2 separate regions of the Homo sapiens genome follow, and region 2 is linked to region 1. Evidence: chromatin loops called from intact Hi-C (ENCODE). Cell type or tissue: MCF 10A. All regions are shown on one strand. Each heading gives the region's core, and the rest is flanking DNA. Links, peaks and the distances in the headings are about the cores only.

Region 1 (4,400 bases), core at 329-4,328:
AGTTTCCTGAGGCCTCCTTAGCCCTGTGGAACTGAGTCAATTAGACCTCTTTACTTTATAAATTACCCAGTCTCGAGTATGTCCTTATAGCAGCATGAGAACAGACTAATATACTGTCTGATACACTTAATATATTGTGAAACAACAAAACCAGTTGTCTTATACTGACTAATAAAACACTAGAATAATATTTCCCTAACCAACAGACACAAACACATCTCAACAGATACTCACTCAAGTAATGTTCAGGCTTTCATGGATATTAAAGCACCTACAATTATTGCCAATGCAGAGAGATGCTCTTAAGCCAAATATATCTAGGACAGCTCTCATCAGAAAGCAAACTGCATTTTCCTACTTCATTTGCAGTATCTGTCAATAAAATCGGTTTCAGATATATAGTATGCCTAACGCTTAATTTTCCTCAAGTATTCATCTATATTTTTTCCTTTTTTTTTTTTTTTTTTTTTTAGAGACAAGCTCTCACTCTGTCACAAAAGCTGGAGGGCAGTGGCACAACCACAGCAGCTCACTGCAGCCTCGAACTCCTGGGCTGAAGTGATGCTCTTGCTAAAGTGTTAGGATTACAAAGTGTTAGGATTACAGGTGTGAGCCAACACACCCAATCAAGTATTTATCGAAATAGTTAAGTTCTACAAAGCAGGTTAACAGATTCTTAAAAATTCTCATTTACCTGTGCAATGAAAATTTTTTTAAAAAAACTTGAAACTTAGCCTATTGATTAGAATTGACTTTTCTAAAGGATTCACGAGGTCAAAGAAACATGAAAAATGCTGCTACAGGATAGAAAAAATGTTTCTCTTAAAAGGTTAATTTTTAAAAGACAATCTTTGCATGACAATAAGTGATCTAAATGCAAAGATTAGTGTTAGGAAAACAAACATGTATCACTTGCTGAAAAGGATCCTACCAACTGAGATGACAAAAAGTTCAAGTAATTACCCAAAGCAGGTATTACTGAGAACAGCTGGTAAAATTAGAAAGAGAGGAAACGGCATGCAGAAAATCCACATAAACTTGCAAAATGACACACCAAGAATGGGGAGTATCCCACTGAAGGACACAGATAGTTCAACGGTCTGGTATTGAAAACACAAGGCTTTGAAAGATGATTAGAACATTGAATAATGGAAAGTTTCAGATCATCTGTTTCCTAAGGAGATTTATAAATATTCCTTCTATACTGGGAGGATTTAATAAGAAATTAATTAACTTTTACATATTTCCACTAGAAGCATTCAGTATCCCTGGAAATGTTCCCAAGCACAACTTACTATGCAGATATAGATAATAATATTGTAATAGCTTTCAATGGCTGAATAACTACAAAATACAAGCCAGCTAACATTATAAACCTCATTTAATAGAATGAATAACATGAGGAGAATATTATTTGAGAGTTGGGAAATTTGGCCAGATATCATAGCTAATATTTCATGTTTCAGAACATCTTTCCTTCTTTCTGTCCCTCTTTCCCATTTGTCTGTTCACACAGACCTGACCGTGATCCAGAAAACATTTAATATGATTTTCTAAGAATGCATAAAAATGCAAAATAAATAAAAATGAAAATAGATGTCAACTTCTTAAAAGTACATAGGTGTGGAAAATGTGTACTTTATAGGAAAAAAAATGATTAGCACAGACCAGTATGTTAACAGTGTGTTAATACAGATAAATTTTTGTTTTCTGATTGTAATTTTATGGGTTTCTCCCAAATTTTTCTGTAGTTTTTAGTATTAGAATAAACTTAGAACTAGAGCTTAAAAAGGTACATTTTTTAAACAAGTGAGAAAGGTGGGAAAGAGAAAACTGAAAAAGGAGGAGCAGTGGTAAGCACGCACTTTCATAAGTCCACAAAACAGAAGCCAGAAAGTAGAGACAGGTTACAACACTGCTTTAAACTTGCTCGCAGTTCTGGAAAACAATCAACTCCGGTTTCCACAGCCAGTTAGAGGAGTAAGCTGAACACCGCTGAACCAGGAGTCAACGGTCTTTACTTGCCCTTGGTATTTCCCCAGTGACTCAGAATGTTGTGGGATGTCAGTATTCCAGGAAAAGCAAAAAGTGAGGGGTTGAGAGGATGTTTTGAGAATAAATAAGTTTGGAGAATGGTGACTCTCTGTTCCTATCTTGGTGACTCATAATGCACATGAACTTGGTAGAATTTTGAGAAATAACAGAGTAGAAAGATACGCATATACTGGTTTAAACAAGTGTTTCTCAAACATACTTGTAAACAGAACACATTCTCTGCTGCTGAACACTGGGCAATCCTGTACCACATAGTGTATATACTACCATTTAAAAATACATGGAGGTATCACTGGAGCAAAAACAACAGAAAGCCAACGTGTGATGCTTGGTCGACAGAGAAATCTATCACGGGGCTTTGTATGGGAGGCTAAGTAGACCTGAAGTTACGTAGATCACTTAATTGGAACATGTTCTGTTTTGAGTTTGGAGCCTAAACCTTTCATGTGGTGGAAATGAGCCAGTAGAGGCGCTGTCCCTAGGCATGCCTGAAACACAAGTCAGAGGCACGAAGCACTGAATTCACATTTTTGCTTAGTTTCTCAGTCTGTCTCCAATGTAGCCAACAGCATCTCTGAAAAAATAGGGTACCTAGGTTCAGTGCTCCAGAATGAGAAGTCAAAAATAGCATGTCGGAAAACCTGTTAACTTCCCCCTTGGTATCACGCCCAGACTCCCCGCTTCTCAAGAAGACCATACTCATGGAGGCTCTAGTCTGAGGCAGGGCAGGGCTAGTAGAGCAGAGCACAGATCCATACAGTGATCTTCCTAGTCCATTTCTCCCATATGGATGGCATTTACTCAAGACCCAACCTCACAGTGTTGGTAGCAAGTGACAGAAAGGGAAGGAAGTTAGCAAGAATGAAGTCAAACTTAATCTTGGACCCGGCTCAGAACAATCTAGTATATTGTCACCATCTAAATAGATCTTAACATTGAAGAAAAAACATTTAAAATTATATTCATAGCCCTTTTAGTTTTTCAATATTTATATCTTGAGCAATATTCAAGATTCCCAGATGTACACAGGCAAAAAAAGTTCTGGTTTGTGGACAATCATAACTCATGGGGGAATGTTGGGTTTTCTATTTTTATATGGAATTAGCCAAAATAATTTTTGGAATTCAAATAGCTACAGTGGTAAATAATATCCCGAGAGGTATTTCACTACTAGTCAGCAGTGAGGGAAAGGTTGTAAGGAGAATATAAGTAGTGGTTTATTTATTTTTATTGATTACTCCAGTCAAAATTTTTTCAAGGAAGCTGCAGTTTCCATTCTCAAAAAGAACACTGCCAATACCACAGACAGAACAGAAAGAACGACATATGGAAGAATGCTTGCCCTATTAAAATACAAGTGCCAAACCTACTCCACCTCCTAGTTCAGTCCGTTTCTTGCATTCACTTGCTCTATTACAAAATCCATAAGTTTAAATAAAACATACTTGCAAAAAGTTGTTATTGAAATACAAAGTCAAAGTATAATAATTTTCTTAAATTATGAGCCTAATTGACTTTTTAATGGACCATTCACTTATTCCTTGACCCTGAAAGATTTTTATTTTAGGCCTCCTGTACATTGTAAATTCATTATGATCAACCTAGTTCCCAGAAGTATTGCATCATTAGAGGTACAGAGATGGAAATTAAAAGCAAAACTGAGAAGTGAACTGTGCCTTAGGCAAATTAATAATACAAGTGAAACCATTATGTAAAAATCATTGTTTGGCTGGAAATATTTGACTAAGCATCATAAAAGTATTTTGGAAAATGTTGATAGAATTCTGCATGGAAACATAGCAGTCACCTTAAACTGCAAGGAAGAAATGTTTAGAAGATGAAAAATAGTACAGGATTAATGAAGCTATCTATCCCCTGTGGCAGGTATCAAGATATAGGGGAGGTATAATGTTTCTGTCGCTCAGATTACTCTCTAAGTAAATTACATATTTGCCTGTGGATGAATCTGAGTTCACACATTTACCTGGTATAGTCTCCTCCTTTAGGGAGAAGAAACTCTTCTAGGATAGAAGTTTATACTTCTGAGTCACTAAATGCTATGGCACACACACTAAGGAACACTATGCACCCAAACCCAAAAATAGTGAATTTACTAATAAGTTTGGGAATCCCAAAATTGATGAGGATTAGAAAGAGTCCTACAAAGCAAGGTGAAATGATTTTTTAAAAATAAAAATTGAGGAGGAACCAGCCGTCTTGCTTCATAAATTTAAAATCCATATTTTTTCCCACATACATTTTCTACCCTGAAAAGCTACAGAGACTCAGAGTAACCATTCTATTCAAGAAAAACCTCAGAGGTATTAGAAGGATGAATGAAAAAA
Region 2 (4,400 bases), core at 230-4,229, 210 kb after region 1:
AAAAAGCATCGCAGCATTTCCAGTAGGCTTAAGAAATGCATTTTAATTGTCAAAATGTCACAGACAACAATATTGAAAATCATTTCCTTGGAAATGATTCAAAGCAGAATGCCATTTTCATTACAGCAAACGAGGTGTGGAAAAAGAGAAAAATTAGATTCCCTTCCTTTGCTCTGAATTAAGTAGGGATGGTGATCAATCTTATTTGATTTTACAAAATGTATCTACATTAGTACGGATTTCTAATATGCCTCGTTAGTTTTCTCTGCAAACATTACCATACATTGAATCAACATAAAAAGAAGAGTCATCCAGGATGACGGGCTAGCACAGGACGAAGCATGTGGCTGAAGATCATCTGCTGCAAAGACAGGCTCGCACCTGCTCAGGTCTTAATTCACAGGGTAAACCACACACTTCAAAACACCGATTCAAACAGAACAAGGCTGTCCACATTCACGCATGGCTCTAGTTTCCTCATCTATAACAAAAAGGGCTTACCTTCTATCTTAAAAACTTCTGTCCCTAACAGCTTTTGATTTTTGGAAATAAAATATAGAAGGGCTGTTCTGTCTAGAAAGATTGCTTACAAAATAAATACTATATTCTAAAGCATTTTAAAACTTTTTCTTTATAGGACCTAAATATTGACAGTTAACCTTTAGAAAATAATATTTGAAATGTCCTACCACATGGCTATTAAAATGTCTAAATTTTACACCAGCTTTTGTAACCCTGATGGCATTTACTCTTATATCCTGATCAGAAACATTTACTTGGATTAACAGAAATGTGTTGGGTACCCTTAATCTACACTTTCACACGATATGTCACTATAATCTTGTGAAATCATCTGTATTTTCTTCCAAAGAATCTTTTCAGTCAAACACTTAGTCAATTTAGAAACTTAGGTCGAATCGATTAAGTAATTCAGTCAAAACTACCAATATAGTAGCTGCAGGCAAATATCGCTAAAGCGTTTTTCTGATAATTCACCTCTCAATGATTGGAAAATGAGGGAATGAATAGCAAAATGGGAATTCCAAGAACGAAAGTGTTTACCATTTTTTCTGTCTACCTTGTATATCCACAAAGCAAGATTAATGTATTATAATTCATTTTTCTGAGCCAACCACCTGCCACTGAACTTCATTAGATCAATGTTAATGCCTTAGTCAATCAGTTGCACTACTGGAGTGGTGTTGAGTATCTGGCTGCATTTGTGCATATTTCCCTCTGTGATACATACTTCTCCTCATATAAAAGCTAGTACAATGCAAGACATGCAAGTTATAAAAGAATAAGTTGATAATGCAAAGCAAAGTAAATGCCCAAAAATGGAAGCACATGCATACATTACCTTATTCCAATGTCTTCAATCAATTCAAAAAAATGTGACCTGTCTGCGTGTGGCACAGGGGATCTCTACTCCTGGCTCCTACCATTGCATGAGAGAGAATTATTAAATTTTCAGGAATTTCTGAGAGTTGATGGTTAAATAAAATTATTAAAAATTATAATACAGGCCAGGCATGGTGGCTCATGCCTGTAATCTCAGCATTTTGGGAGGCCACGGCAGGCGGATCACCTGAGGTCAGGAGTTCCAGACCAGCCTGGCTAACATGGTAAAACCCCATCTCTATTAAAAATACAAAAATTAGCTGGCTGTGGTGACAGGCACCTGTAATTCCAGCTACTCGGGAGGCTGAAGCAGTAGAATCACTTGAACCTGGGAGGCGGAGACTGCAGTGATCCAAGATAGTGCCATTGCACTCTAACCTGGGCGACAAAAGCGAAACTCTGTCTCAAAAAAAAAAGAAAAAAAAGAAAAGAAAATTATAGTACATAAACTTCCAACTAAACTATATTAAAACAAAGATAATACTCAAAAATCTTCACGTTCGAATTATTTTACTATATTTTATTAGTATCTACACACATGATGCACCTTCTCCATCTATTATCATGGAAATACCATATTACAGTTTGCTACCATGCATCTCATCCCAACTCAACATTCAGTGACATCAATTTGGTAGCCTGAATCTGGCCATAATACTCATATTTACACCATGGAAATGGGAAAATGTGACAAAGCCAGGTTTCTGCGGTTTTCAGAGAGCCGGCTATTAAACATTTCCCAACACAGCAGTGGATCTAGAGAACCCACACAAATTCCCTACTCTCCCGTAGTCACCAAAAATACACAGCACTACAGGATTATGTAGCAACTCTATGGAATCCGGAAACACCTACTGAAGAAACTGTTACTTGACCAGATGCCTATGGCATAAGTAAGGCTAGACAGGAGAGCACCAAAGAGAAGTTTTACCAGACAAAGGGAAAAGAGAGTGCCTAGAGTTAAGCAGGAAGAAGACTCATCCAAGAAATTCAGAGGCCCAGCGTGCTAGTCATGAGGTAGAAGAGACAAGGCTGCAAAGACACAAAACAATTCTTATACACTTGAACAAAACATACCAGTATTCTTAACCGTACTGGGAAGCTGCTGAAGGTTTTTAAGCATGGAGGTAGAAGGAAGAGAGATGTGAATTACTAAACGATCACTTGACTAAACTGGAGAATGGATCAAAAGACTGCCCAAGAAAAGATGCAGAAAAAGTGACCAGAAAGCAGGTCCAGTGCCTCCAAACTTTCTTGATAACATAGCCCTGTTAGGAAAATCTTTCTGAGCATGCAGCTGTATAGGACTTTTATTTAATGATCATTTAAATGCTCAATTCCACTAATACAAACATTATTAAACATATACAAGGAATAGGAAATTTTACAATGTGAGATAATAAAATACAGATATGTTAAGTCCTGATATTTTTTTAATAATTGTTGTTCCCCTAATCCCCATGTTGATCAAAGGTCCCCATTTGTTTTCCATGCCTCAATGGTTCTGCATCACACTTCACAGATCACTGATGAAGCCAGCTTTGGGAGATGAAATGTAGGATGCACTGGTAACAGGATTGATAAGGTCTGCAAAGCTGGAGCCAATTCCACTGTCAGGGAAGACCAAGCTCATGCTCAGACATTCCACACTAGGAAAAACCTCTTCAAAACTTAGCACCATGACTGTGACCAATTTCCAGCCCCCCAACCCAATTTGCCTACTGAAGACAACACAATGGTTGAGCCCAATTTCCTGGCACTCAATTTCGCAGGGGGCAAAAGAAAATGTTAAACTCATTGAGATACCATTGCTTCCTAACTATCTGTACCCATAAACAAAAAAAGCAAAAAAAAAACAAACAAAAACCCACAACTCAACACAAGCACAGTGGTCACTGTGTTCTGGCATCCTACTGCAGACAAGCAGATCTGCCCATCATTGCTTCTGACACCTGCCAAGTAAGACCTCATCCAACACACAGTCACAGTGCCCACAGAAACGTCAGGCTACAGTTCTGTAAGAAGTTCATCAGAGTCCAAATAAAGGAAAATCTGAATTGGCAAGGAGAACCCACATTTATTGGTACCCTTGGAAAGATTAATCACTCGGATAATCAAGGGTAGACTCACTACATTTTCAGACATAGCTGTGAAAACTGAATTTAGAGCCAGCGTGCTCCTGATGTTAACTTACTTTAAGCATTTGCAAAATAAAAGCAATAATTCCAAATAGTGGTCTCTGAATACCCTTTCCCATTAATAGGGGCAAGGCTACTTTGAGAAATGACTGATTCCAGGTATGGGGCAGAAAATATATTAGAAGAGCATGAAACACACTGTCACAGCAGAAAGTGAGGATGCTGCTACCAACAGCTCTCAGGAGTCAGCTTAGAGGGGTCTGGTTATTCAAATGTGGGGCAACTGAAACATCAGTAAGAAGAATAATGCAACCGGCTGCAGTAATAACTATGTTGATGTTTGTGAGTTCTTAATGATATCTTTTAAAAAGAAAAAAAAAAAAAACAGTAAACATGAACCGTGAGGATGTGGCCCCAGAAAACCAACTTATTTTTTCTGAAACCAATAAAGGAAGAGGCTAGCCATGGTGGCTCATGCCTGTAATACCAGCACTTTGGGAAGCTAAGGTGGGTGGATCACTTGAGCTCAGGAGTTTGAGACCAGCCTGGGCAATATGGCAAAACCCTGTCTCTGCAAAAATACAAATATTAGCTGGGCATGGTGGTGTGCGCCTGTAGTCCCAGCTACTTGGGAGGTTAAGATGGGAGGATGCTTGAGCCCAGGAGGTCTTGGCAGCGAGCCAAGATTGCATCACTGCACTGGGTGTCCAGCCTAGGTGACAGAGTAAAACCATGTCTCAAAAGGGAAGAAGAAGAAAAAAAAAAAAGAAACAAAAACAAAACTGATAAAGAAACAGATGAAATTAAGCATTTGGCCTACACTTTCCATATGAACTGTATACCTCAGAGTAACTGGCAAGA

The links. Peaks named below come from ENCODE experiments on the same cell type or tissue, not always from the same donor. Only the 100,000 strongest peaks of a DNase experiment are listed, where the experiment ranks them.
Region 2: a loop joins it to region 1, with 2.4 times the contacts of the local background. A loop is called at or near these places in 1 of 110 quality-filtered maps.

Annotation. Positions count from the first base shown.
Region 1 is chr10:34,278,693-34,283,092 of GRCh38, forward strand. All of the region lies in intron 21 of PARD3 (par-3 family cell polarity regulator), which reads right to left. Among named protein-coding and RNA genes, the nearest start is that of LINC02629, 380 kb to the left of the region's middle. In MCF 10A, for the core only: a CTCF peak has its summit at 2,516; DNase peaks (open chromatin) are centred at 2,019, 2,469 and 3,699.
Region 2 is chr10:34,491,926-34,496,325 of GRCh38, forward strand. All of the region lies in intron 3 of PARD3 (par-3 family cell polarity regulator), which reads right to left. Among named protein-coding and RNA genes, the nearest start is that of PARD3, 320 kb to the right of the region's middle. In MCF 10A, for the core only: no CTCF peak of the experiment used is centred there; a DNase peak (open chromatin) is centred at 2,246.